7 separate regions of the Homo sapiens genome follow, and regions 2, 3, 4, 5, 6 and 7 are each linked to region 1. Evidence: chromatin loops called from intact Hi-C (ENCODE). Cell type or tissue: mammary epithelial cell. All regions are shown on one strand.

Region 1 (4,000 bases):
GCCGCACAGAGTTTTGCTCCTGCCAGCGCCCAAAATCACTCGCTCTGGCTCCTGCACCCACTCACCTGGGTGCTCCTGCGTGCTCCCCCTACCATGAGGAGTTGAGAGCTGCGGACTGAGGAAGTAAGGCACCCCCGTCGCGAGGCCCACGAAAGGGTCAAGGAAAATTTCTTGTTTCATTGGGTTTCTGGCACTTGCATCTGAAAGAGCTACAGAGACACAGGGCTGTGATTAGAAGCCCGATCTTTCCCCCTACGGTCCGTATCTGATCCTTGCACATGGTGCTAGTGATAGACCAAGATCTCTTCTTGTCTCTGAAAGAGGACAGACAGAAGCTACAGTTGCCTGTTCTTGTAAATAAAATTGTATTGGAACACAGCCTTGTCCATTCATTTGCATATTGCCTATGGCTGCTTTTGTGCTAAAATAAGAGTGCTTGTGATGAAGACCATACGGCTGGCAAAAGCTTAAAGTATTTACCATCTAGCCCTTGACAGAAAAAGATAATGAGGGTGGGGCTAGGTAGTGCATGCTGTTGATGGCCTCACCCAGATTCCTTTTTCTTCTCTCTGCACTCATATTGAGAGACAGGACTAGCTGGATTTCCCAGGCCGACTAAGAATCCCTAAGCCTAGCTGGGAAGGTGACCACTTCCACCTTTAAACACGGGGCTTGCAACTTAGCTCACACCTGACCAATCAGATAGTAAAGAGAGCTCACTAAAATGCTAATTAGGTAAAAACAGGAGGTAAAGAAATAGCAAATCATCTATTGCCTGACAGCACAGGGGGAGGGACAATGATCGGGATATAAACCCAGGCATTTGAGCCAGCAACGGCTACCCTCTTTCCGTCCCCTCCCTTTGTATGGGAGCTCTGTTTTTATTCTATTTCACTCTATTAAATCTTGCAACTGCACTCTTCTGGTCCGTGTTTGTTACGGCCCGAGCTGAGCTTTAACTCGCCGCCCACCGCTGCTGTTTGCTGCCGTCGCAGACCCACCGCTGACTTCCATCCCTCCGGATCTGGCAGGGTGTCCGCTGTGCTTCCGATCCAGCGAGACGCCCATTGCCGCTCCCGATCGGGCTAAAGGCTTGCCATTGTTCTTGCACGGCTAAGTGCCTGGGTTCATCCTAATCGAGCTGAACACTAGTCACTGGGTCCCACGGTTCTCTTCCGTGACCCATGGCTTCTAATAGAGCTATAACACTCACCACATGGCCCAAGACTCCATTCCTTGGAATCCGTGAGGCCAAGAACTCCAGGTCAGAGAACACGAGGCTTGCCACCATCTTGAAAGTGGCCCACCAGCATTTTGGAAGAGGCCCGCCACCATCTTGGGAGCTCTGGGAGCAAGGACCCCCCGGTAACAATATTTTAGCTGCTGTGACTGTTGGTTGATAACCTACAGATGCCTTCTTCTCTAGCTGCCTCCCTCTCCAAAGAAAATTGCCCAGCAATCCCCATGCACCCCCTACCACTGCCCACCACAGACTGTGGCCAATGACTGACTTATAAAGGGGTACAGTTTGTACTCCAGAGCTTCCCTGTGGGATCAGGCTGAAGCTAGTCTCCTGCTTAGATCTCACATCACATCCTGCTAGTTCTCCTCACCCCTACATAGAGTCCTTCCTCAATAAATCACTTCAATAGGAATTCCCGTGTGAGCACTACTTCTAGGAACCCCACCACAGGCAGGGGGCAAAGGATCAGGTATGGCCTAGTCTTAGAGGCACACTTCCTGGATGATAGTTATGACCACTCTAATGTTCCTGGCTAGGTGAGCTGGACCAGGTAAATTGCCCCACATATCTATTCTAATACATGCTTTCTTTTTCACTTGCATTTCTCTGCATGTCAAAGGCCCTTCTTGATCCAAGGTATTTCAAAATTAAATACAATTGTCCCTCAGTATCCATGAGGGATTGGTTCCAGAACCTCCCCCAGATAGCAGATACCTCTCCCATCCCTACATAATACTTGAAGACTTTGAGCTTTTAAATGATCTGATATTCAGATCCCGTAAATGAGAACACATTGCTGAGCAAAAATGTATGAGTAAAGTGAAGTTTATCAGCTCTTTATTCATGGCTTGGTGTTATTCATTTTTGTATTCATTGAGGCTGGCTCAGAGTAGATGTTTAAGGCTTGCTTGATAATGAGTAAGCCTATCCCCTGCTGCTGGGCAGGGAAATGCAAGACTGTGTGAGCCTCTTATGTTTGTAGCCTCTGGGAAGGGGGAAGAGATGAGACTAGCTCATTTCCTCATAGGCCCAGGTGTTCCTCAATTTTGAATTTGGCCTAGGGCATCTGTGAATTCCTTGTTCAGGAGGGGCTGGTGGCTTAGGGTGGGGCAAGAGTGTGGTTGGGCAGAGCTCAGGAATGTATTGTTCCAGAAAATTTGTCCGAACACTTTTTCTGCCTCCCTTTCCCTGACTGGTTGTAGTTTCAGTCATAGAGAACCTGCCTATTAGGTTTGCTTTAGCTACTATTGTAGTGGCCAAAGAACTCTTGGGAAAAAGACCAAGCTATTTCATTTTGGTCACTGCTGGGAGCTAATATATGCAAAGCACAGATTCAGACTCAATTCTCCACAAGTAGTTAAGGTAGTTATGTCTTGAGTGGGTCATGCCCCTAACTGAACTTAGGTTATCACTTCCTATTGTAAAAAATTAAAACAGATCCCAGTTTTTCTTGCTCAGACTTTTTCCTCCTTTCCGTTTTCCCCCTCTGTCCTCTCTCTTGCTCTTTTCATCTTTTCTATCCCTTGGGAGCTTCCCTGAACCTTAACTGGCATTAGACAGCTAAGAGGGAAACATCAAGGCTTACTTACAAGAAAGCGCTCAAAAGAACTGTTCTTGCAGCTGGCAAAATTAAATTGCACTAATGATCTGCAAAAAGTGGCATGAAAACTGTCAACCTAAAGAAGGAAACTGAGGCAAAATTAACATAGAGAGTTTATTTGGGGCCAGGCACGGTGGCTCATGCCTGTAATCCCACCGCTTTGGGAAGACAAAAAATAAATTTTTTAGAAAATTTATAAATAAAAATAAGAGAGCTTATTTGGGCCAAGTTTGAGGACTGCAGCCCAGGAAACACAGAAGATGCTCCAGGAAACAAAGGAGAGACTTGGGTTTTAAAAGAAAAAAGGACAAATAAGGAAAGGGCAATTATTAGTAAAAAAGTTTTTTTTTTTTTTTCCCAGAAATTCTCATTGATTTACATTTACCTTGCTATGTGGGTTATAGACTGATGCCAAGTACCCATAAATCAATCGAACTGCCATAAGCTGGACATAACTTGGCAAAAATGATGACAATGAGAAAAATCTGACCTAATTGACGCCATCTTACTTCTAACCTCCAAGCTGCCTGTGTTTATTCCTGGACATATGCCAAAGTAACTTTGGGAGTAATTTAGTTTATAATTTAACTTTGAAACAAAGAGGACAACAGCCCCTCCCTGAAACAAACCCCTTCTGTTACCGAAAAGGGGTCCTGATGAAGCGGCGTCATTGTCTGGGGTAAATATCTGAGGTTCGTTGTCTCATGCTGAGAGAATCGAGGACATGGACACGTAAGAAGTGAGTTTAACAGTGGAGGTTTAATAGGCGAAAGAAAGAGAACGGCTCTCTCTCCTGCAGTGAAAGGGGGGGTGCCCGAGTGGGTCTCCCGGGCCATAGCCAAGTGCATGGGGTTTTATAGACTGACTTGAGGAGATGGTGTCTGATTTATATAGGGCCAAAGATTGGTTGGACCAGGTGTGCCATTTACATAGAACCTGAAGAAGCTGGCCACCGCACCCTAATCTTTTATTATGCAGACGGATTCTCTCCGTGGCCGGTGCCATGTTGTCTGTTCCTTACTGTACACGTGGTTGATAAAGAAAAGGGAAGATGGAGCCACCATGTTAAACATTCCTAGCCCCCAGGTAGCCTTTTCCTATTGGCACAGCCGCCGGCATTCACTCGTGAAAGCTTCCAGCTTGCTTATCTATGTCGG
Region 2 (4,000 bases), 51 kb after region 1:
AAGCACATGAAAAAGATGCTCAGGCTCATTTGTCATTAGGGAAATGGAACTGAAAATAACATTGAAATACCATTTTATACTCACTAGAATGGCTATAATAAAAAAGACAGACAATAAGTTTTGGCAAGGATGTGGAGAAACTGGAATCCTCATATATTTCTGATGGGAACATAAAATGGTACAGCCAGTTTGGAAAACAGTTCGGCAGGTTCTTAAAAAGTTAAACATAAATCTACCATATAATCCAGCAATTTCACCCCTAGATATCTATCTAAGAGAAATGAAAATGTGTCCATGGGGAGACTTGCACACAAATGTTCATAGCAGCATAATTCATAATAGCTAACCCAAATGTCCATCAACTTTTGAATGATTAAACAAAATGTGATATATCCATATAATGGAATATTATTCAGCAATTAAAAGGAACAATGAACTGATGCATTCAACAACATGGATGCAACTCAAATACTATGCTAAGTGAAAGAAGCCTGTCACAAAAGTCCACATAATGTATGGTTCTATGTATATGAAATGTCCAGAAAAGACAAATTTATAGAGAGCAACAGTAGATTATTGGTTGCCTGGGCTGCAGTAGGAATGAGAAGTGACTGCCAAATGGTCATGAGGGATCTTTTTGGGGTGAAGGAAATATTCTAAAGTTGGTTTGTGATGATAGTGGCACAACTCTATAAACATAAGAAATAGCCAGAAGCAGTGGCTCACGCCTGTAATCGTAACACTTTGGGAGGCTGAGGCAGGGGATGACTTGAGCCCAGGAGTTTGAGATTGCAGTGAGCTATGATCATACCACTGCATTCCAGCCTGGATGACAGAGCGAGACTGTCTAAAATAAATAAATAAATAAATAAATAAATAAATAAATAAATAATAATAATATATATATGTATATACACACATACATATAATATTATTAATGTGTATACTAAAAACTGGTGAATTTTATGGTATGTAAGTTATACTTCGACAAAACATTTTCTTTAAAAAAATAGGACAAAAAATGAATTCTTCCCCTCTCCACTTATAAGATAATACTTTCTTGGGGAAAAGCATTATAGATCCTATTCTAATACCAGCTCTTCCCCAGGATGAAATTGGAGAACAAGCTTCAAGAATACATGAGAAAGGGCCAGGCACAGTGGCTCACGCCTGTTAATTCCAGCATTTTGGGAGGCTGAGGCAGGCAGATCACCGGAGGTCAGGAGTTCGAGACCAGCCTGCCCAACATGGTGAAACCCCATCTCTCCAAAAGTACAAAAATTAGTTGGGTGTGGTGGCACATGCCTGTAATCCCAGCTACTTGGGAGGCTGAGGCAGGAGAATTGCTTGAACCAGGGAGGCAGATGTTGCAGTGAGCCGAGATTGTGCCACTGCACTCCAGCCTGGGCAACAGAGCGAGACTCCATCTCAAAAAAAAAAAAAAAAAAAAAAAAGAATACATGAGGGGAAATGTTTTCCAATAATGTAGACAGGAATTCACATGTTCAGTCATTTATTCATCATGTTAGCACAGAGTTCCCATACTATGGTTAATTTCGTAAGTCTGTCAGAGATTTTTAAATAGTATACGCAGTTTTATATACAACATCAGGTGCAATAATAAACCTGGCTAAATTCTGTATTACAAGCACGCAAGCAGCCGTTACTGAAACATTTTTATTGCCAAAGGTACATATGGACCCATTTTTAGCTGTCCTTCTGGTGAGATGAGCTCTCACAGGGCAATGATGTTGCTAAGAGGCATATGCTTCTGACTTGCTGGGAATTAAAAAAGAGAAAATATATTTGAATAAAACTAAACTTTGTGGTCTATTTATCTCCCACCAATTTGTTAAAGAATACATCTTCTGGTTCATATTCACTTGTATTAGTATTTTCTCTAAGAGCGTATTTGTGAATTTTTCCTTAGAACACTCCATTTCATTCCCCTGTTCTCCAAACAGTATTCCTTCTCCCTCTCTCCCTGCTTGTTAAGTATGTGTTAACCTTTGACGCCCTCCCCTCCATAATGCCTCCAGTTGTATAGGTTTATTTTGGACACAAAATAAGTGTGACTACCTCCTGAATGAATGAAAGTGGGTGGTTTTATCACCTGGGTAAACCTTGCACATTCTGTGGTTATGTAAACGTGGATAACCTTTATGGTTTCCTTTAACATGTACATATTCTTTCTTTTTCTCCCCTCCCATTGCTCTGAGCACATCCTAAGGAATGGGGAAAATCAGGTTCTGAAAATTCTTTTTACCCCTTTCGTTATTGACATTTTACATGATTTCCTTCCACCCTCAGGTGTAGGAATGCGGGTAACTGACAGGCTGTTCTGCAAGAGTGTGGGCATAGGATAAACCTGGAACATTGCTGAATTAAGTTATTCTGGGAGTAACTGTAAACAATAGAACTTCTTAAATTATGGTTTACTAAATTTGAATCACTATCCATTCATTGGGAGATTATTTGGCTAATAATTGTTTTAAAAAGATCATAATTTTTAAACTTTCTCCAAAGTTCATTTTTGAAACAGACCTATACTGTTAGAAGGTAACTAAATATGGGAACCCTAAATAATAATGGCATCCATGAAAAACTGGAGTTGGTTATTGTCGATACATTCTTTGCATAACCTTATAACACTTAACCATAAATAATTTTACTAGAACCTGGACTCTTGGGAGTAATCTTATGAAGCAGTTCTGTGTGGTTAGTAAAAAACTGCCCACCTATTTGGTTTCTGCCTCATGCTTTATAATCATCTGATCAGTGCTGCATGCTGAGTTCTACCCTATCTATACACATGCCTAATGTTTCACATGATATGAAATGTGGCAAACATTCACAGTGGATTTTGTGAGACACATACTATAGGAAACTTTCTTACACCTGTAATCAGGCATAAGTACTAGGGGAAAAGTGAAAGCTTTCAAATAGTGCTGCCTCTAGTACTAATAACATTGTTGAGCATTCAGGATTAGTTTGTTCAGCCTAGTGTAATAATTAATGTGTTTAAGTATGGTATAGTTGGGGGAGGTTTCTTCTCTAATCCATTGTTATTTGAAACCCTAGTCAGACATTTGAGAATTTGAAAGGACCCCTAAAGGCTTTTGTCTTAAATGTCTTTTCGCTTAAAAAAGAAAAAAAGAAAAAGAATAGATTTTAGTTTTAAACAAGAGAACACTGATCCATTTATGCCATTGTTTAAAATATTTTCTGTCATGTTAGTTGATGCCCTGAATCACTTTTAAAACTTCCCTTATTAAGTCATAGTTTATCCAGAAAAAATATAGTAAATCCTGAAGTGTCTGAAGTTTCCTTATATTTCCCAATGATGGATTTGAATAGGCTTTTAGCATGGTACAATTATTACTGGCTTCAGCGCAACTATATCACTAGGTAGCAAGTCTTGTGGCTGCAAGTGTCTTTGTTCTAAGGAATTGTACAATGAAAATATGATCTAATAAGGTAGTTATTCATTTACCACTTCCTGCTCATCAGCCCCAGCTTAGTGCTCAAGGCCCGCATGTTTCTAATTTCAATTTCAACTGCTGCAGAAGAGGCTTACTATAAAAAGAATTTAGAGTTAGCCAGGACTATTCTGGTGCCACAGACAAATTCTCACAATGCCACAAATAATGTAGCAATAAAGCAGGGACTATAATATGCTGCTATAGTTTAGTAGGTTGAATGGAGGTGAGGAAGTGGTGACAAGTGACTAAGGTGAGAGAAAGTTAAAGAGTGGTTGAGGTTGCAGAACTCTCCTTTAGTAGAAGACTGGCTTGATTTGATTCAATCTTCTGTTTCCTCCTTATGGACTTTCCTATTTGCCCCTCATTCCCTTGATCCTTCTTGTCCCTCCCATCTCCTTACCTTGAGTTGGTCATTTTCAGTTCTAGGGGCTCTCAAGCACTGCCATGGGGGACTGCATTGGTTGGTTCATCTTTCTACCCAGGCATACATTCATTCATTCACTAAACGCATACCAAGC
Region 3 (4,000 bases), 120 kb before region 1:
TGGGCCATTGCAACAGAAAGGGAGAGAGAAGAAAAAAATTGCAGAGATGGAATTATGGTAATTAGCAATTGATGGAACATAGAGCTGCTGAAGAGGTTTTAAGCCTGAAAGAAAAGTTATTGGCCGGGCACAGTGGCTTATACCTGTAATCCCAGCACTTTGGGAGGCCGAGGCGGGTGGATCACCTGAGGTCAGGAGTTTGAGACCAGCCTGGCCAACATGGCGAAACCTCATCTCTACTAAAAATATAAAAATTAGCTGGGTGTGGTGGCACACGCCTGTAATCCCAGCTACTTAAGAGGCTGAGGCAGGAGAATTGCTTGAACCTGGGAGGTGGAGGTTGCAGTGAGCTGAAATTGCACCACTGCACTCCAGCCTGGGCGACAGAGCGAGACTCTGTCTCAAAAAAAAAAAACAAAAAAAAAAAAAAAAAGAAAAGTTATTGCTATTGAAGAGACTGCAAGCACAGGAGGGGGAAGTTGAGGTGCAGATTATAATAGATTGTTCCAATAAGAACACGTGGACACAGGGAAGGGAACAACACACACTGGCGCCAGTTGGGGGGTGAGGGACGGGGGGAGGGGAGCATTAGGACAAATAGCTAATGCATACAGGGCTTAAAACCCAGATGACGGGGGCCGGGCACGGTGGCTCACGCCTGTAATCCCAGCACTTTGGGAGGCTGAGGCGGGTGGATCACGAGGTCAAGAGATCGAGACCATCCTGGCTAACAAGGTGAAGCCCTGTCTCTTCTAAAAACAAAAAACAAAAACAAAACAAACAAAAAAACCACCTAGATGACGGATGAAGGGTTGATAGGTGCAGCAAACCCCCATGGCACACGTTTACCTATGCAACAAACCTACACGTTCTGCACTTGTATTCTTAAAAAATAATATTAATAGGCTAGGCATGGTGGTTCACGCCTGTAATCCCAGCACTTTGGGAGGCCGAGGTGGGCGGATCACGAAGTCAGGAGTTCGAGACCAGTCTGGCCAAAGTAGTGAAACCCCGTCTCTACTAAAAATACAAAAAATTAGCCGGGTGTGGTGGTGTGTGCCTGTAATCCCTGCTACTCAGGAGGCTGAGGCAGGACAGTCACTTGAACTTGGGAGGCAGAGGTTGCGGTGAGCCGAGACCACACCATTGCACTCCAGCCTGGGCGACAGTGCGACACTCCATCTTGAAAAAACGTAATAATAACAATAATAATGATAATAGATTGTCCCACTTCCTTCCCTCTGCCAAAGGATAATCCAGAACATCACGGTGCCAAGATGTGAGCTTCATCTGGCTAAGTCCACTAAACTATTTTTTTAAGAAAAATGATTCAAACAAGCTATCTGAGCTCTGGATTTGGGATTTCTCAGTATTATTTAAAAAATAATTTTAAGCACGGTCATGATATCTTTAACAGTTTTGAAACCTTTATTTTTCCATTTTAATTTAAAATAAAAATCGCATCTGTAAAACACTGTTAAGAATGGGATATATCAGCAAATAAAAAATGGACTCAGAAGACATAGTGAATTAATGTAAGATTGACTGTGGATTTTATTTTTCACACTGATATTTTGGCTTCTATAGACTAGAGAGATACTCTGTGAGTTTTATGATGATGTTTTTCCATGTTGTATGAGTGAACCATGGCATTGTTCTTTGAACATCTGTGTAAATGGCTCTGAAAACCTGAGAGAGAATAGTCAGCCCTGAACACAGGGAGGCAATGTTGCTTAAAGAAACAGAAAGACCCGGGCTCCTGACTCTCTGCTTCTTGCCGGTTGTGTTAACTTCTATACAAATAGCTTGACAAGCTATTTAGCCCCTCAGTGCCTCTGTCTCCTCATCTTTAAGATGGAAATTAAAAATGCCTATTTCAGATGGTTGCCATGAGAGTTACATGATAAAGGGCAGGTAAAGCACTTACTTGTGTGGGGCCTGCCTTGTGGTCAGCGTCAGTGACCATTCTATTTCTGTTGGGTGTGCTCAGCTGTTGGCCCAGGAGCAGGGCTGCTGCTTACCCAGGCTGTTACTCTGTGCCTCTGCTCAGTCAACCCAGAGTATTCCTGCATTTGATTGCTTTCTGCATGTCATCAATGTAGTGATGTGGAATCGTGGTGTGAAAGCTGAAGTACCTTTTAGAGATGTTACCTTTTGTATTCTCATTTTTTCCTGTGTTACTGTGTTAGCTTCTGGCTCTTTAGGGGGGAATATTGTGTTAGCTTCTGGCTCTTTGGGGGGAAATTGTTTAGGCACAGGAAAGAGAGATTTTTTTTTTCTTGATAAGTTTTTTTTTCTCAGTAGGGTTCTGTTTCCACATTTCCAAGTATGGCTTACTTAAGCTCAGGTATTCAGCAGGTGAATCTGAGGCTGGGGTCAGGATGAGATATCTAATGACTAATACGTTATCAAAGTCTGTGGTGAGTTTATATGTCTTCCCTATGGATATTTGAACAATTTGAATCATCGTCTCCCACTGTCACTTTCTACCCTGGAAATCTGGGAGTAACCTACCAAGCGTATGTAAATTACCCAGTGATATAAAAAGCCATCCTTTTCACATTCCACAAAAAACATTGACCATCTAGCTGAAGGACTTTCCAGTTTCAGTTGCATGTTTTATAAGAAAAAAAAAATCCCTTAAACCAAATAGCTAAGAGCTAACATACAAAATGAGGCCTTTTCTCATCTCCCCTCCACTTTCACCAGCACAAGCAAAGTGGTGGTAAAATATACAAGAAAAAGTGCCTGTTTTGTAGGGTTGTTTTAAAATGTGCTCCCTTCAAGTTTCTTGGGTCCTTTTGTCCCAGTTTCCATGGGATTTAGGAAATGGTGAGCAAACATGCCCATAGCTGTTTAGGAAAAATAGCCCATAGCTATTTGCTATGGGCAGGTACTTATTTTCTTGGCCTTGTGATATGAAGAGTGTGGGAGGTCCAAGAAAGGGCTATGGGCCCTGAAGGCCATGCCATTTCAAAAACTGGATAGCTCTGGTTCAAGCAAAAAAAAAAAAGAAAGAAAGGAAAAAAAAAATCTCCGAATGCTAGAATTCCATCTTCAATTAAAAATCGATCCTCATTCCACCATTGGAGAAATAATTGGCATGATCAATCATATGGGTGTCAGTTGCCTGTCAAAGCAAAGTTGTTACTGTTGTGCTCTCCCCATCACCTTTTCAGAAAACTGGCAAATTCTACCATTCTGGGGAGCACTGCCCTCTGTGATAAAGAGAGAAAAGAGATGTATCTAGATGTGATCTAGAAGATTTTTTATGTACTATGCCTAGCTTAAATTCAGAGTACAATGTGTTTGAGGATGGTTAGCTGTGAGATGAAATTTGTAAACTTTGTGCTGTGCCCATCTCATTTCTGTACTATTTTCCACATGCTTTTTACTAGTTCTTGGTACAAGTGGAAGCAGAAAGTGATTCTGCTCACTTTCACGTGTATTAAACTGTGTTCAGCTTTCATATAGTTCTCATAACTGAGTTTTGAGACCAATATTAGCTGGTCTTTCATAGCAACGTATGTATTAATTTTCTCTTCCAACTTGATTTCACTTGCACTTTTTCTCCCTCATGAATATTCTTTGAGGATAACATTTCTACTGAAAACTCCTTATCTTCCCAGATATGTTTGTGAGAATTAACTAAACCTGTGTCTAACTCAAGAAAAAAACCCCACTTCAGTTCACTTGCTTAAGTATTTGAAAATAACTTTGCTCTTTCTTTTCAAGAAATAACTCTTTTCCCATTTTTTAAAACATTGAACTTCCTTATTAATTTCTTTGTTTATTGTGTAAGGGCCTAATTAATGACTCACAAAAAGTTGTTCATGGGATTGAAGAAACTGATCTTGTTAAAGGTGTCTTAAGTGGGGGAATATGTGAAATCTTCCCCACAGGCATTCATGGTTTTGACATGTTGGTTTATGTTTCCTGAGATCTAGTTTTCTTTTCAAGCTCGTATTTTTACAGTCTGTAAACATCCCTCTCAGCTCAT
Region 4 (4,000 bases), 410 kb after region 1:
GGTAATTTCTTCGCTTCCACTCTCAGGCTCACTCCACCTTGCTTCACCAACCCCCCTCCCCCTAAGACACGAGGCACCCTCTGGGCCACGGAAGGTGCCATGCGGGGAGACGCCGGAAGAGCGGGGGCAGAGTGCACGGTTCCCACACCCTTAGCCGCGGGCGGCCGCCGCGGGCCCCAGGAGTGGGGAACCGGTTGGGAGAGCGGGGTTGGGGGCGGACCCCAGGGCCGCACCCCTGGTCCCCCCCATCCCCTTTCTACCGCCACAGACCCAAGAACCCGAAATCTGCGGCACGAGGCGCGGCGCCCGCAGCCCCCGGCTGGGCCCCGGCGGGGATGGGCGGGCAGGGGGCGGAGCGCAGCGCAGCGCGGGGCGGCGGGAAAGGGGCGGAGAGGATAGCTTGGGCTCTGGCGGGCCGCGGGACTGGCAGAACCTGCGGGCGAGGTGGGTGGCTCGCCAGCCGGGACGAAGGGAAATGAGGACCACCGCTCCGGGGCGCGAGTAGGCGCGTGGAGTCCGGGGGCTCAGCCGCCGCGCCTCTTCCTCCTGCAGCTGGAGACTGCAACAGCGGCGGGTGCACCGGCAGCAGCGACGACCCTGCGCGCAGGTGGGCACCCCCGAGCGCGGCGCTCTGCCCGCTCCCCCGGCCACCGCGGGCCGGACGCCCGCTCTTCCAGGCCACTGCGCTTGGGGGCGAGGGCTGGGTAGGTCCAGGGGCAGAAGGAAGGTGCACGGCCCCGTGGTGGGCGCGCTTCTGCGCGCGCGCTGTGGTAGGTGGGAAAGAGGTGCAGAAAAGCTGCCTCCCTTAGGGTTCACTCCCTCGGTTCCACTGTCCCCACCCCACCCCTTCTGAGGAGCTGGGCACACCGGTGGGGCTTTGGAAAACTGCGATCTCCTACCCGCCCCGCAGTATCGGTGGCGTGTGCAGGTTGCCCTTCTCTTCACAGTCCACACCCAGCAACCATCAGGACGCCCCCTGCTCCCGGCCCGAAGACTGTAGGGACCATGGGAGGAGAGAGTGGTGGCTGGACCGGTCGGGGCGTGTGCGCGGAAGGCTGGAGTTGCTTGAGTATTGTCTGCCGGGGCCGGCGCTTGCGTCAGGGTGCTCCCTCGCGCTTTCGGGGGTAGGGAATGGGTTTGCTGAACTTACTCTGAGGGCTGATTCTGCACATGCCCTTGGCGCCTTGTGCATGTTTGGACAAGGGTTTAATGGAGGCACGTGGGAGCAGTATCGATCTCTGGCGGGTCCCCAAAGACCCTCTTGGGATAGTCCAGAGCGTGTTCGGGGTTGAGAGCGAAAGGAGAGTGTTCCGTGTGAATGTGCGTCCTAGGGAGGAGGAGGACAGTGTCTCAAGGAGACTTGATTTTCTTTTATTTGCTGCAATTCCGTAAACCAAATCATGCTTTCGAGGCGTTAAAGTAAATTACTGGTAAGTGGGGCGGATCTCTGCTGGGGATAAAGAAGCTCCCGGGTTTGCGGGGTAGCGGGCCTGGCTGGCGTGCACGCTCGGTGGCTTTTGGCGCTGTCTCGCCTAGGTAGTGGGGGTGGAGGTGGTGGTGCTTGTGTCTTTGGCTTAAGGTGCTGGAGCCGGGCTTACTTGTCCTAGGTAGACTGTGGGACTTGGAGGAGGTAAAAAAGCTTCGCGGCGCGGTTATTCGCAATTAACTCCAGAAATCTCAGTGTGTGTCTGTCGGTCGGTCTCTCTCTGTCTCTTTCTCTCTCTCTCTCTCTCTGTCTCTGTCTCTCTCTCTCTCTCTCTCTCACACACACACACACACACACACACACACACACACACACTCGCACGTCTCATGGCTGCTTGGATTTGCCGATAGTTGTTCATGAATTTTTATTCCTGTTTGTTCATTTCCTGACTTTTTTTTTTTTTTTTTTTTGGAAAAAGGACCTACCTGTATTAAAATCCGTGGGGTTTCAGAAAGACCCTTCCGCAGTCATTCATATTCAAATCAAGGATAGGGCATTTTGATGAAAATACCCCACCAAACTGCTGTTTGGATTGGACAAAACTGTAGTTCAGGTTAGAATTACTGTTATTTTAAATAGACATCTTACAACCTTGTGGTAAAGTAACCTTAGCCTGAATCGCCCCTGATCTTTCTTTGTGTCAATTTACAGAATTCTGAATTACAGATGAACAAAGCGGTGAAGTTTTCTTTTAATTTTAAACGACAGGTCTTGAAATGGCTGTAAGTTGAGTTCTGCGACTCCATCTCTTTAATGATCGGCTCAGAGTGGTGTATAGTTGATGATCTGAGACTTACATATGTTTCAATTTCTAATCAAATAATTTATCATACCATTGGGGAGAAGGACGCCTTAGGAATTTTCAACACAGAGGAGAAAGAACATTTTTGTCTTTTGGAGCAAATGTTTTGCCACTTTTTCCCCAGATGTCCCCGTTAGATGCCTAGAAAAGATGCATTGTTGACGAATAATACATGATTTATTTCTCTTTTATGTCTACAGGTGGCAGTGTAGAAGCCAGACCGGGAGCTTCCAGAAGTGGTTTCTGAAAGAGTCAAATGTACATGAGTAAGCAAGCACAGGAATCTGAAAAACCACAGGTATGTAGGACAATTAATCCACCTATCTAGCTTTATAATTATTGCATTCCAGTAGTACTAACCCATTTGCTCTTATGTTCAATATTTTGACACTTATATAAATTTCTATGAAGTGAAATGTATTTTGAGGTAACCTCCGAGGAGAAGCAGGGTCTAATCTATTTCTGACAATGTATTTAAATAAAAATTCTGCATGTCATTATATTACATGACTTTTTACTGTTCTAAAAGAGTTGTTTTTCCATTGTGACCATGTGGCTTTGCATTTAACCAGTTGTTTGATATCTGCTTTTCAAAACACTTTTCCTGAAACTACATAAAACTGCCAATTGTTCTGAATAATTTCATTTGAGATAATGTTAACAGAGTCACCTGCATGAACCAATAACAATATCAGCTTAAAAATTTTTTTTATTTTTTGGCTGGGTGTGGTGGCTCACGCCTGTAATCCCAGCACTTTGGGAGGCCGAGGCGGGCGGATCACGAGGTCAGGAGATCGAGACCATCCTGGCTAACACGGTGAAACCCCGTCTCTACTAAAAATACAAAAAATTAGCCGGGCGTGGTGGCGGGCGCCTGTAGTCCCAGCTACTCGGGAGGCTGAGGCAGGAGAATGGCGTGAACCCGGGAGGTGGAGCTTGGAGTGAGCCAAGATCGCGCCACTGCACTCCAGCCTGGGTAACAGAGTGAGACTTCGTCTCAAAAAAAAAAAAAAATTTTTTTTTTTTTTTTTTTTTTTTTTTGGTGACAGGGTTTGGCTTTGTTACCCAGGTGGAGGGCAGTGGCAGGATCTCAGCTCACTACAACCTCCATCTCCTACATCCTACATCTCCTACATCTCCATCTCACTACAACCTCCCACAACACGCCGGGGTTGTTTTTGTATTTTTTGTAGAGACAGGGTTTTGCCATATTGTCCAGGCTGGTCTTTAACTCCTGGGCTCAAGCGATCTGCCTGCCCTGGCCTCCCACAGTGTTAGGACTACAGGCATGAGCCACTGCACCCAGCCAAGTATCAGCTTTTAATAAAACTGCATCTCACTGTTGAATTGACGTAACACCGATCAGAATACAGATGCATTAGGAGGCTTCTTTTAAACCAAGCCCTTCTGCTATTAACCTTCTGATGATTTTTCTCCTACTACCTTGCTGTTTTTACAGGCCCACTAATTTGCCTGCTTGACTAAAATAAGGACGAGTTATGTGCTGATGAGAGACATGTTTGTAATGTTATTCGTTGTGACACAGTTCAAAAGAATTTGCCTTTGATTCTCACTAAAATGTAAAGTTTTGCATATTAAGATCCTTTTTCAACAACTGAGCAACTCTTTATAATGAAGGGCAGAAGACGCCAAAGGGAAGAAAATATTTACCTTTGTGGGCTTTTACTTTCTTTCCTGGGAATGGTAGGCCA
Region 5 (4,000 bases), 750 kb after region 1:
TTTTTTCATCTTCCAGTTACCTACATGTTTCAGATGGCTAGGTACTCAACATAAACAAAGAATGGAGGCCCCACGGCTGACAAGTGTACTGCTGTATTTAATTACTTCCAGGTTCTCTGCTACTCCTTAGCTTCATAGAGTATGCCCCCATCTCATGCAGCACCAAAGAGCATTTTTTAAATTCACTGTGTTATATATACTCACGAGTTTCTGTTCATCATACCACTAGAGTCTAAGGTCTCCTAGAAAATATTTGAGGTTCAAGCCACAACAAAAGTGCTTCCAACTACTAAGTTTTAACATAATCTGCTAATCAGTTACTGTTTAGCCACTTGATCTCTCTCTCACTGTCTCTCTCTCTCTCGTGTGTGTGTGTGTGTGTGTGTGTGTGTGTGTGTGTAAAGTGTCACAGTGTTTAGGTTATCTATGTTTTGGGGAAAACGTCATAGTGGCTTAAAATAATTTACAGATGCTTCTTGACTTACCATGGGGCTACATCTGGATAAACCCATTATAAGTTGAAAATGTACTTTTGACTTGTAATATTTTAAACTTATGATGGGTTTATTCAGACTTAGCCCCAAGATAAGTCAAAGAGCATACTGAATGTGAATGATTGTGTCCCATCTTAAAGTTGAAAAATCATGAGTCAAACCACCATAAGTCAGGGACCGTCTGTATTATTATCTGTCATGGTTGTATGGGTTGACTGGGCTCAGCTAGGTAGTTCTTGGGTTCTCTCAGGTGGTTGCAGTAGATGGCGGCTGGAGTCATCAGAAGACTCAACTAGGCTGGATGTTGAAGATGGCTTCTTTAGTCACATCTTGTTCAACAGCCTGAAACACCTAGGGGCTTGCCAGGAATTTCTCTCTCCATGCAGTCTCTTCATGTGACATGTGGCTCCCTCAAAACATAGAGGTCTCAGGGTAGTCAGACTTCCTACATGGCAGTGGGTTTCCTCCAGAGCACGTGTTCCAAGAGACCCAGGTGAAAGCTCAAAGACTTCTTTTGACTTCAAAAGGAGGATACTACACAAAGGGGTAAATATTGGGAGGTGCAGTTCATTGGTGGGGGGTGGAGATGAGGGAGAAATCTTCGGTGACTAGCTATCAGATGAAGGAAAGTAGAATCTGCAGCTAAAAATCAAGTTATCTGTTAGTCCACCTGACTGGCAGGGCTCTATTTTTAAAACAAGTACAATTGCCTGTAATACAGCCTTTATTTTTTGGTGTAGCAGATCTGGAGTTTCTTTTAATTAAACAAAAGAGAAAAAGAAAAACTTTGAACGTAAATGACTTGTATCTCTTTAAACTGTATTTAATCTCTTATTTATTAGAGCATATGACAGCTCTGTTGATGGCTGGAGGCAGACCTGCAAACATTCTGGGGCTGACAAGCCAAAACAGGTGAGCCCATCTTCTGTGATTCACCTTGGTAGAAATGATTACTACCCAGCTCCGGGCCGGCAGACCACCTGCTCCCTTTCACCCACACAGGCTTCCCCACAGCCTGAAATATACCCTGTATCCTTTCAGAGATGGTGGATTGAACATGTGTGGAGAGACATCCAAACGCATTTTTTTTTTTCCAATGAGAGACATTTTGTGAAGTTTTGGCAGCATGCTGGCTGGCAAAGTAATCTGGCTGGCACACTCCTCCTGCATGGAGTTATGGCACTGCCACCTCTACTCTGGAGAGTTTCGAAATTTCATTTTGCACACCCTGTAAGATGTGAGTCACTCGGCTCGCAAAGGAGGATGAGGAGGAGGCGGCCATCTGCTAGTCATGAGCAGATGACAAATACCCTGCACTGCGAATTTCCATCCTCGTTTCACAATATTTAAGTAAACACATTTTGTAACCATTTTTCCCAGAGTTCCTTAGTGCTTAAGATGGATTTTTTTTTTTCAATAAACAATATATAAAAGCTGCTTTCTCTCCTCCAAACAACTGTATTAGCAAAGTGACATGAAGGCAACCATCACAAAGTGCTGTCTGTTGAATGACCAGAGCAAAAAGTATACTCATCTGAATTGAATGATTAAACCTCATGCAATTTCAGACCGATCCAGCTAAATTACCAGGTCCATGAGAGGCCGCTCCATCATGCACAGCTCCATGGTGACCTCTACTGTCTGCCTGCAAGAATCCCCAAACTATCTTCCATCAAAAACAAAGTTTCCAAATAATATCTATTTAACATTTCTTTGTGCTATGTTATGGGAAGGAAGGAAATTGAAGAAAGAAAAGATAGATGCTCTCCTCTTAAATTACGAGAGGCACGTTACATTCATAAAATAACTGGGAACTAATGCACGATCTAATTTTGTGTTCGCTTCAAGCTGTGCAACATGGCTTAATGCAGAATTTATTCATTCCTTCACCAATTTGATCTGAAGAAGCCAACAACAAAAAAATAGCCAAATAGAAATAGAAAATTAATATCAGGGAGAAAATTGACTGCATATGTGCAAACCAAAAAGGTCAAAGGAGCTTCAAATATGGCTCTGGGCATCCTAAAAGGCAGACGAAGAAGAAAAAAGTAGGATGTGTTGCCTAGACCTTGCTATCATGAAGAAGAAAGACTATCATTCCTTAAGTAGATATTTTTTCTTGGTATTAAATTTTGAATGAAATTCCTATGGGATATTTTGTGCCATATTCCAGGTGGCACAAGGGCTAGCATGCTCCTTAGAATTTGTACTGCTGCTGTAGAACTAGCAGGGCTGTTTCTTTTAACTTTGATGAGAAAAAAGTATATGCCATTGAGGAAGGAAATAAAATACATCCCTGCCGACAACCAGAGAGAGTGAGAAATGGTCCTGCTGGCAGCCAGACCATGATGTTCTCAACTAACATAAACAGTGCTGGGACAAGACCATTCCATGATCATATTTGGAACAAGATAAAGATAAAGCCACCCAGTAATCACAAAAATAACTAAACGTTCTCCTTCTCTGAATAACATGAGTGACTGCTGTTCCCTTACCTGTGACAGCTCCAGCCTTATTTGTTCTGTATAAAAACTATTGAGATGCCCAAACACAAAATTGCCCCTGCTTCTTGAGAGCGTCCAATCCATAATTGGTCCCTGCTTCCTAATTCCTCCTGAGAATCTTTTGGAGTAAGCCTAATCCCAATGAGGGGCCCCTGCCTGCTCCCTCTTTCCAAGGGCCTTAGGATTCCTCTGTATTCTCTCTTTTGTGGCAACTAGCTCAACAAACCTAATGTTTCTTAATACGATGTGTTTCTAGATGTCTTTCCTTGCTGGTCTTTCATAGTATGAAGCACCACACAGTGAAGGCGATTCTGAAAGGGATTAATATGGACCATTCAGTATGTCTATTCTCTGTCTCATTCCAGGACAGAGTACAGTGTGCTTAGTGGAAGAAAGAAATGGCTTTTCCCTTAGACACTGTAATTTTTAGTTTCTGGTCCAGATCCTTTTATTCCTTATATTTTTTTTCTATGAACTCCTCTCCCAGCTTCAGCGTCCTTTGGCTTCTAACAGCCCACACCAAACCTGGAGCCATCCCTCAGATACGGAGAACTGGAAATGCCTGGGAGTTTACATTCACCACCACCCCTTACCTTCAGGCTTTTGGCTGGTAACTGACTGGAATAGGAAAGCCAACACCCTCCAAGTTGAGTTAATTGAGTGTATAATGTACCCTGTTGAGCTCTCCTGCAGGATCAAGCTGAAGCTGAGACTTGCTTAGCTTCTTTCTCACCCCTGTCTTACTTCCCCCACTGCCTTACTGATCTCCCCTGGGGGCACGTTCTTAATAAATCATTGGCACAGAATTATTACTGCAAGCTCTACTTCTGCAGAACACAACCTATGATGCTCATCTAGCCATCACTGTATCCCTACAAAGTAGAAATCATATCATAATCTTTCAGATGAAGACAGAAAGGCTCAGAGAGATTGAAAGACCAGCCCAAGGTCACACAGTTGGTAAACAGTGGACTAGACCTAAAATCCTCACCTAGTGCCCCC
Region 6 (4,000 bases), 75 kb after region 1:
CTAATACCATGTCTCCAGGGTGGAAAAATTCCTTTCCCTCCTCTCGGGGACAGGTTCCCTGTAATGTTTTAAGAACTTGTTGATATTTGGCTAAGGAGGTGATGTCTGCAACTAAGTTGGCCATCTCTCAGTCAAGCACAAAGTCATTGGTTAAGAAGGGCCATCCATACAGCATCTCGTGTGGACTAAGTCCTGCTTTTTGGGGAGAGTTTCAGATTCTTAGTAAGGCTATAGGCAACAGAGCAGACCATGCGAGGTGGGTTTCCTGGGTTAGCTTTTTTAGATGTCGTTTGAGTGTTTTGTTCTTTTTCTCAACTTTTCCTGAGGATTGTGGCCTCCGGGAACAGTGTAAGTGATATTGTATGCCTAACGCCTGGGATACTCCCTGGGTTACTGCAGCCTTGAAAGCGGGGCCATTGTCACTCTGTAAGGCTCGGGGAAGTCCGAATCTGGGAATTATTTCATGAACTAGTGCCTTTATTACCTCTTGGGCCTTTTCTGTCCTACAAGGCAAGGCCTCTGCCCAACCAGTGAAAGTATCTACCCAAACTAGTAGATACTGAAATCCCTGAGATTTGGGCATGTGGGTAAAATCTAGTTGCCAGTCTTCTCCTGGGTAATGGCCTGTTCTTTGTTCTCCTGAAGGAGCTTGGTGATAAGGCAGGGGATTATTTCTTTGGCACACTTCACAGGCCCTGACTATCTGCTTGATAGTTTTGAAAAGGCCTGGTCCAGTAAATAATGATTTGGCCATCTGATGGGTGCTGTCAATGCCTAAGTGAAAGGTCTGGTGAAGGCTTTTAAGTAATTTCCATTGGTTAGCTGCAGGCAAAAGTATTTTTCCTTCTTCGGTGGCTAGCCATCCTGAGGGGAGGAAACTATGTCCTCATGAACTTCCCCATTCTATTTCTTCTGCTGAGTACTGGGGCTTGTTTTCCCAGAGAGGATTACCCCATACTAGGAGTCCTTCTATAAGCATTTCTAATGGAGGGTCCTGCCTTGCGGCTCTTTTGGCTTCAATATCCGCTTGGCGGTTCCCTTCTATTTCCTTTTCCTTTCCTTTCTAATGCCCCTGGCAGTGTAAGACTGCCACCTCTTTAGGTTTCTGTACAGCCAATAATAATCTCCTGATGTCTTCCTGATGTTTGATAGGTGTTCCCTCAGAAGTTAGGAATTCCCTTTCTCTCCATATTGCTACGTGGGCTTGGAGGACTAGGTGAGCATACTTAGAATCTGTATATATATTTACTCTTTTCTTTTCCCTAATTCTAGTGTATAATGGCTCCTGCTTTTGCTAGAATGTCTCTTCCTAACAAAGGAGTGGGGCTTTCAGGCATAATTAAAAAGACATGTGAAAAGAGTAAAGTTCCCCAGTCACAACTTAGTGGCTGGGAGAAGTTATCTAGTGACTGCCTGTCCTAGGACCCCTTGGATAGTGACAGATCTGGAGGACAGTTGTCCAGGACAGAGGAGTATGACTGAGAAGGCTGTGCCAGTGTCCAGGAGGCAGTTAACCTCCTGGACCTCAATGGTCATGCATACCCAGGGCTCTGTGAGGGTGATGGCATGGGCTGGCACTTGCCCCGGGCACCCTCAGTCCTGCTGCTGGATCATCTGATTAGTGGCTTCTGACTCAGAGGACCTTCGTCCCCTGGGGCAGTGGGCCTTCCAGTGATTCCTTTGACAAAAGGGGCATGGACGAGGGGGCCGCTTATTTCTATTCAGTCTGTCCCCAGTCTTTAAAAGAAAGCCTGATACATAGTACATGCTAAATAAATATTTGCAGAATGAGTAAGTTGCATCATGAGTGTTTCTCCTTATCATTAACAACCTATAAACATTTTAAAGACTTTTTGATCTTTTGTCATATTTTATTTAACCGATTCTCTATTATTGTACTTGTGGGGGTTTTTGGATTTGGTTTAAATATAAAACCTTGTCTCCTTAAAAATAAATTGTTGAGGACTTGGAAGGAATCATATGCAAGTCTTTCACCATTTCAACTTGGATGCACAGATAAACATCATGCCCTAACGAATCCTGGTATGTATGTTCCTGGGACAATCTGAAACATCTCTGGGCACGTTTAGTGTATCATTTAAAAGGAATGAGACTTGGTACCTGTCAAGTTCTCTGTAAATCTCACGTCTAACATGAACCACATAAGAATTCCACCAGCAATTTTTTTACTTGATAATCACTTCTAAAACAGAAACTTGGATTAGAATCAGGAAGGGATGTAAAAGAGAATGAATACATGAGGAGCAGACAGAAGGGAGATGCTGCTGGTGAAACTGGACCCTATTCCCTCCCAGTGATAGAAGAAGCTATGTAGACTGGTGTACTTTATGAATGCCATAGGCATTTTTCTCATTCCTGATGAGCAAGGTGGAAGGTTAGGTCCTTCTAAATTGTACCTGTGTGCTAGGCCAGTTAATCAAAATGTATGTACAGGACAAACACCCAAACACATTTTGTAACATTCAATCCATCCCTGATGACACAGTTGTCTTAACCATCAGAATGTCAGCGACCTGTGGAAATTTATGTGTTTATGTACATTTTCTTACAAGAATTGTTCTTACTCAGGAATGGGTGTAAACACCAGAAAGATTTTTTGATAGATATACTGTTAAGGGCATGAATCAAGAACCTCTGAACTCAAATCCTAGTTCTTCCGCTTACAAATGTATGATCTTGGACAAGTTACTTAACTTTTCAATATCTTAGATTTCCAAGGATAATGAATGTGTTACACACAATATTAGAAAATGAGATAAAGACTCTTAGGGCTTTACTGGTAATGTAACTTCCAACAGGATGAAGAAATAGATTTTTCTCTCCCTCTTTTTCAAAATTCTCACTCTACACTTTACAGCTAAATTTCTCGCAGCATGTTCCACAGAGCATGTGTTCCAAGACATGCTCAATAAAAAAGGATTACTATATACTAACTTCTCTCTTAGAGATTTGTCAAGCCAATTAGCATGCTGAAGGCTCAAGGAAATGTACACTAGAGAAAATTGGTTGACTTTGTTTAATTTGGTATTTCCCAGTCTAATTTAATGAGGAATTTTTTCTTATGATACCTCTTACTAGCTTTTCGAATGACTGTGATGAAACATATTATTAGAGTGGATCTCCTAAGGCTCCATCAGAACAGAGGATCACTGAATTTAGGAGAAATAAAGAGAATTCACAGTGAAGGTGTAATATCTCATCTAGAAAACTGGAGGTCCTAGATAATTTATAGACATGCATAGCTTGTAATGAAGTGACAATATGGCCTCCAATGTTTTAATAATCCCAAATAATTATTAATTTTATATCTCATTAATTTTTTTTCTGCTTGATATCTTTTTGTTTGTATCAGCCTCTTCTGTCATATTTTGGCTTGTTACTTATCTTTTATTTTCTCAAGTATCAACTCTTGATTCATTCAGTGTGGGTGTATATGGGTGGAGTCTCCCTTCTTCACAAAACCCCTAGGTAGTGCAGTTTTTAATAGTGGTGACTCACGAATGACAAGACTAGGAACACTTTTTAAGCATTGATTATAATGAGAGAGCAGCAAGTTATTGCTTGATGAAGTTGGATTTATTAATAGATGAGATAATCCAGTTGTTACAAAAAGTCTGACTTGTAGTTTCTTCGAAACTTCTTATAATCCTCCCTTATTTATTTACCTTTAAAATTTTTTTCTGAATCCAATCCCATCACCATAAAACTCAGAGAAACTTCTGCATCAGCACTTGATAGCTTTCCCAGAAAAACAAAGAAAGTGAATTAAAAAATATAGGCTAGCAGACCAAAAGTCCAAGTAAGACAGGAAAAATATAAAGTTCTCCTTCATCCCTCTGTGCCTCCCACAAAAAAGACCATAAAAAGGAACGTGCAAACCTTAACCCTTGTCCTCATACAAATAAGAGAAAAGCAGGAAAGAGGAATAACAAAGACATGTAAGCGCAAAATAGGAAAGGTAAATTTGAGAATTGCTAAC
Region 7 (4,000 bases), 67 kb before region 1:
TACAACTGGAAATTTATGTCCTGCTTTTAGTCAGAAGCAGGAAGGGCAGAGAGCTAATTGCCTTCAGCTCAAAACCATCCTTTTTGAGTGACATGTTTGGGGGTGGCATATTCTGGCCCCCTTCACTTGCTTCTAGTTTCTGGTAGTTTGCTAGCAATCTTTCACATTCCTTGACATGTAGAAGTGTCACTCTGATCCCTGCCTTCATGTCCACAGGGCATTCCCCTTATATGTGCATGTCTATCTCCAAATTTCCCCTTTTTATAAGGACACTAGTCATATTGGATTAGGGACCCACCCTATTACCCTACTCTGGTATGACCTCATCTTAACCAATTATGTCTACAGTGACTATTTCCAAATAAAGTCACATTCTGAGGTACTGGCGGTTAGGGCTTCAACATATGAATTTTGGGGGACAAACACAATTGAACTCATTGCAGGAAATCTGGTGGGGCAGAACAAGAACACCACCACACACAATTGATCAGACAAATCTAGAATGTGGGGCTTTCTACAAAGTCTCTTCAAAAACACAATGTCATTTTTAAAAAGTAGAGGGACTATTCCAAAAAGACTAAAAAAACCAAATGTATGAATTGTGATTGGATTTTGGTTTAATTAAGAAACTGCTACAAGACATAGTACAGGTTGAGGAGATTTGAATGTGGACTGGGTATTCTGAGAGTTAGGTGGTATTAGGCAATTACTGTCGATTTTCTTAGAGGTAATCATTGTACAATAGTTATATAAGAGAATTAACTTATATTAGAATGATGCAAGCTGAAGTATTTGGGATGAAGTGTCATGATGTCACTTTTAATTTAATTTACTTTTAAATAGATCAGCAAAAAAAAAAGTATATATTCATGAAGCAAATCTGTATATATAGCTGTGTATATAGATAAAGCAAATATACCAGAAGGTTAACATTTGTCAAATTTCAATGGTGGGTATAGGGGTTTTCATTGTGCTATTCTTTCAACTTTTCTGCATGTTTGAAGTTTTTCGTAATAAAAAGTTGACAGAAAATGAAGAAAAATAGTTTTTTAAGAGAAGATTTTTTTCCCCCATCTTTCTATTGAAAATAGAGCATTAAAAAAATCCAACTGGCTTAAAACGTACATGAAAATTCAGTTAGTGAAAAAGTAAAATTTGCTGTTAGGGTTGTAAAACAGTTGGGCTGTTTTCCAAGCAATTCCTTCCCTTTATTACTGTGAGTTGGAGGTTAGAGCACAAGGCCCTCAATCAAGAATTATTTGAAGGCCTCCAAAAGCCCTGCTGACCTCCAAGTATCTCCCCTGCTGGCTTTCCATGTGGCCTGAAATTTCTGTCACCTGGGTCAATTCTCAGGGATCAAGTATTTTCTCACTATTGGGGAGGCAGTGCCCCCTTTTAAAATGCAAATCTGGGAGGGATCCTGGGCCCATTAAGTGGGAACAATTGTCTGAGGAGCCACCACCTGCCCAAAGGCCCGCAATTCTGACAGCTCCTTCCCCAACCCCTTACCACCACTGAGATTGGACAATGTGTGCTTTAGGAAACAAAATTGAACAATGCATGCTCTAAGAAACTTCTTAGGTGAAGACACCATTTCAAGAAAGCTTATTTTCCGTGAATAAAATGGGGTGCATGAGGTCATTGCTGTTTTTACTTTGTAAACTGGGTGGCCTCTGAAAGCTTCTTTACAACACTTCAAAGGAAGCCTCCTCAACTCTTCCAGGCCCCCACCCCCTTTCCTTTGTTACCGCATTCTTACTGACCCCAAGGTTTTTCACTGAATGAAGAGTTTCCAAGGGGTCTAAAAAATACCTGGGACAATTAGAGAAATGAAAACCAGGGGGTCAAGATGAATCGACCCTTGGCAGAGGATTTACATAAATAGGTCCTAACCTCTGGCTGTGAATAAAAGATAAAATGCCCCACTGGGGTCAGAACTGCAGTTCAAGGGCATTTGCAGGGCCAAGCCTGGCTTCTCTGCTATGTCAGGAATTCCAGGAATGCCACTGATCATTGTGTGTTGGCAGGGCGCAGGAGGTTGCAGCCAGGCTAACAGAAACCCAGCCCTGCCCACTGGGTGAAACTGCAAGTCGAGAGCGTGGGAAACCAGCAAGTTGAGAGAGGATCCAGAAGTAACCCCTTCTAAAACGGGAAAGATGCCTTCCGAAAGGTGACCAAATTCTTGTTTTAGATGGTGGTGTTAATTTGGGAGGTTGGAAGGGAGGCAGGTGGGAGAAGGGACATGTCCCTTTCGAAGAGCCCCTTTGTTTCTTCTGTGGAGCACAGCTCTGTGGGAGGCATCTGCTCTTTACCTATAGACCGGATGGCCTGGTACTGGTCTTCTCTAGACTGAAGGTCCTCCACCAGGTCTCCTGCTGCTGCTACCTAAGAAAGAAATCTCACAAGGGTGTTAAAAGGTAATTTCCAGAAAGAGGTAAAATCGTGACCGTTATACAGATATAAAAACGAACATGTGTTAAAGACTTTATTTTACTTACATAACTGAGAGAGCCAGGCAGATGTTATAACTGGTTTAAAAAAGAAACAGCCCCAATTTATGTGGAGTAAAGGAATTTAGAGATGAATTGCAAATGGAAGCAAACTGTTTATTGCCCCCCACCCCGCCCCCGCCGCCACACACACAGGGGGAAGGAAGTCAATTGAACCAGATAGGACAGGATTTGCATATCTATCAGTGACCTACAACTTAGGGAGTGGCAAATAGCTCCAGTAGAATCAGAATCAGATAACGCCTGAAAGCACGTACTACAGGCAATAGTTTTCTATTGAAGTGTGAATTTACAGGGGCAAGAAATTTTGCTTTCTGAATTTTTTTTTTTTTTGAGACAATGTTTCACTCTGTCACCCAGGCTGGAGTGCAGTGGCGCGATCTCGGCTCACTGCAACCTCTGCCTCCCGGGTTCAAGCAATTCTCTTGCCTTGGCCTCCCAAGTAGCTGGGGTTACAGGCATGTGCCACCACGCCCGGCTAATTTTTGTATTTTTAGTGGAGATGGGGTTTCTCCATGTTGGTCAGGCTGGTCTCAAACTTCTGGCTTCACATGCTTTTTTAACCCAAGAGAGTGAGATGAACTTGAGAATCTTTGGTCAAAGTTGCCCCCCAAACCTCCACAATATTCTACCTTACTTTATTTCCCTGTCACATCAAAATGCATACAATCGTGGTTGATTTGTTTCTCGGTGATTTGAGAAGGATTACAAAGAGGCTGTCTTGACCTTGTCATCTTGTTCTTTTCTCTCTTACAGCACTTGGCCCTAAAGAGAAAACACTAGGAGGATGGGAACCAGGGACAGAGAAGCTACTTGCTCTGCAGCTGTTTGGGCCAGTATGTTCCCTAATCTTGATGGCCATCCTGGGCTTATTTTCCTGAGAGTCTCTAAGTGACTCACTGCATCACGTAAAACTAAGAAAAAGGATGTCCTGAATTTTCCTGCTTAGAGAGCTTGTTTTTCTTTCCTGTTGCATCAAAGGGGTCTGTTAAACTTTCTAAAAGTACTAATCTGACCTGATATCTGAAGTAACAGATAGGAATTTGGGCTCTTTAAATGGAGCCCTTCCCCCATACCTGCATCTCATTGAAGAGGCTGAACTTCAAAACAAAATCATGTTGGAGAATTAAGTCTCGTTCCCAGATTTAATTTCTTATTTTTATATTGTTGCATAAGAAATCTACTCTATAAGGCATCTATTTTCAAATTTGGAAAATCTTATTTTAAGTTCATTTATTTAAAGACCAACAAACAAAAACACCAAATTCACTAGCCCAGGTCTTTATGGACCACCATCTCCCCTCCCCGCCTCCATTTCTCCCTGGAGTAGTGATTGTGGGGCCACTGCATGAATTTTACTCTATTATTTATCTAATGAGCAAAGCCAAGGCTGGCAATGCTGAGAATGCATGAGGGAAAAAAAGATATCACAATGACAGCACACTCTGCAGCGTTCCATCCAAAAGCAAGTAAGTGACTCACTGTTCTGT

What was found. Hi-C counts contacts between places; a loop is a spot of excess contacts. Peaks named below come from ENCODE experiments on the same cell type or tissue, not always from the same donor. Only the 100,000 strongest peaks of a DNase experiment are listed, where the experiment ranks them.
Region 2: it touches region 1 in a loop (2.5-fold over the local background); 4 of 110 quality-filtered maps call a loop at or near these places.
Region 3: it touches region 1 in a loop (8-fold over the local background); 3 of 110 quality-filtered maps call a loop at or near these places.
Region 4: it touches region 1 in a loop (4-fold over the local background); 5 of 110 quality-filtered maps call a loop at or near these places.
Region 5: it touches region 1 in a loop (3-fold over the local background); 2 of 110 quality-filtered maps call a loop at or near these places.
Region 6: a loop joins it to region 1, with 6 times the contacts of the local background. A loop is called at or near these places in 2 of 110 quality-filtered maps.
Region 7: it touches region 1 in a loop (4-fold over the local background); 5 of 110 quality-filtered maps call a loop at or near these places.

The regions. Positions count from the first base shown.
Region 1 is chrX:46,258,989-46,262,988 of GRCh38, reverse strand. No RefSeq gene overlaps it. Among named protein-coding and RNA genes, the nearest start is that of LINC01186, 67 kb to the left of the region's middle. In mammary epithelial cell, a CTCF peak has its summit at 2,174; a DNase peak (open chromatin) is centred at 2,288; H3K27ac peaks cover 2,551 bases.
Region 2 is chrX:46,208,153-46,212,152 of GRCh38, reverse strand. No RefSeq gene overlaps it. Among named protein-coding and RNA genes, the nearest start is that of LINC01186, 120 kb to the left of the region's middle. In mammary epithelial cell, no CTCF peak of the experiment used is centred here; DNase peaks (open chromatin) are centred at 2,152 and 3,462; H3K27ac peaks cover 2,184 bases.
Region 3 is chrX:46,374,454-46,378,453 of GRCh38, reverse strand. No RefSeq gene overlaps it. Among named protein-coding and RNA genes, the nearest start is that of LINC01186, 49 kb to the right of the region's middle. In mammary epithelial cell, a CTCF peak has its summit at 1,716; a DNase peak (open chromatin) is centred at 1,743; H3K27ac peaks cover 196 bases.
Region 4 is chrX:45,847,961-45,851,960 of GRCh38, reverse strand. It overlaps LINC02595 (long intergenic non-protein coding RNA 2595), which reads left to right and starts at 471. Exons shown (of 3, transcript NR_125365.1): 1 at 471-607; 2 at 2,489-2,586; 3 at 3,748-3,887. In mammary epithelial cell, a CTCF peak has its summit at 2,492; DNase peaks (open chromatin) are centred at 80 and 2,530; H3K4me3 peaks cover 3,133 bases; H3K27ac peaks cover 2,974 bases.
Region 5 is chrX:45,513,473-45,517,472 of GRCh38, reverse strand. The region is part of intron 2 of LINC01204 (long intergenic non-protein coding RNA 1204); the gene reads right to left. Among named protein-coding and RNA genes, the nearest start is that of LINC01204, 10 kb to the right of the region's middle. In mammary epithelial cell, a CTCF peak has its summit at 2,126 (motif pointing left); a DNase peak (open chromatin) is centred at 1,762; H3K27ac peaks cover 2,791 bases.
Region 6 is chrX:46,184,458-46,188,457 of GRCh38, reverse strand. No RefSeq gene overlaps it. Among named protein-coding and RNA genes, the nearest start is that of LINC01186, 140 kb to the left of the region's middle. In mammary epithelial cell, no CTCF peak of the experiment used is centred here; DNase peaks (open chromatin) are centred at 2,147 and 3,507; H3K27ac peaks cover 2,880 bases.
Region 7 is chrX:46,325,721-46,329,720 of GRCh38, reverse strand. It overlaps LINC01186 (long intergenic non-protein coding RNA 1186), which reads left to right and starts at 2,047. Exons shown (of 2, transcript NR_110388.1): 1 at 2,047-2,170; 2 at 3,267-3,797. RefSeq lists an enhancer at 1,576-2,775. In mammary epithelial cell, no CTCF peak of the experiment used is centred here; a DNase peak (open chromatin) is centred at 2,050; H3K4me3 peaks cover 285 bases; H3K27ac peaks cover 2,968 bases.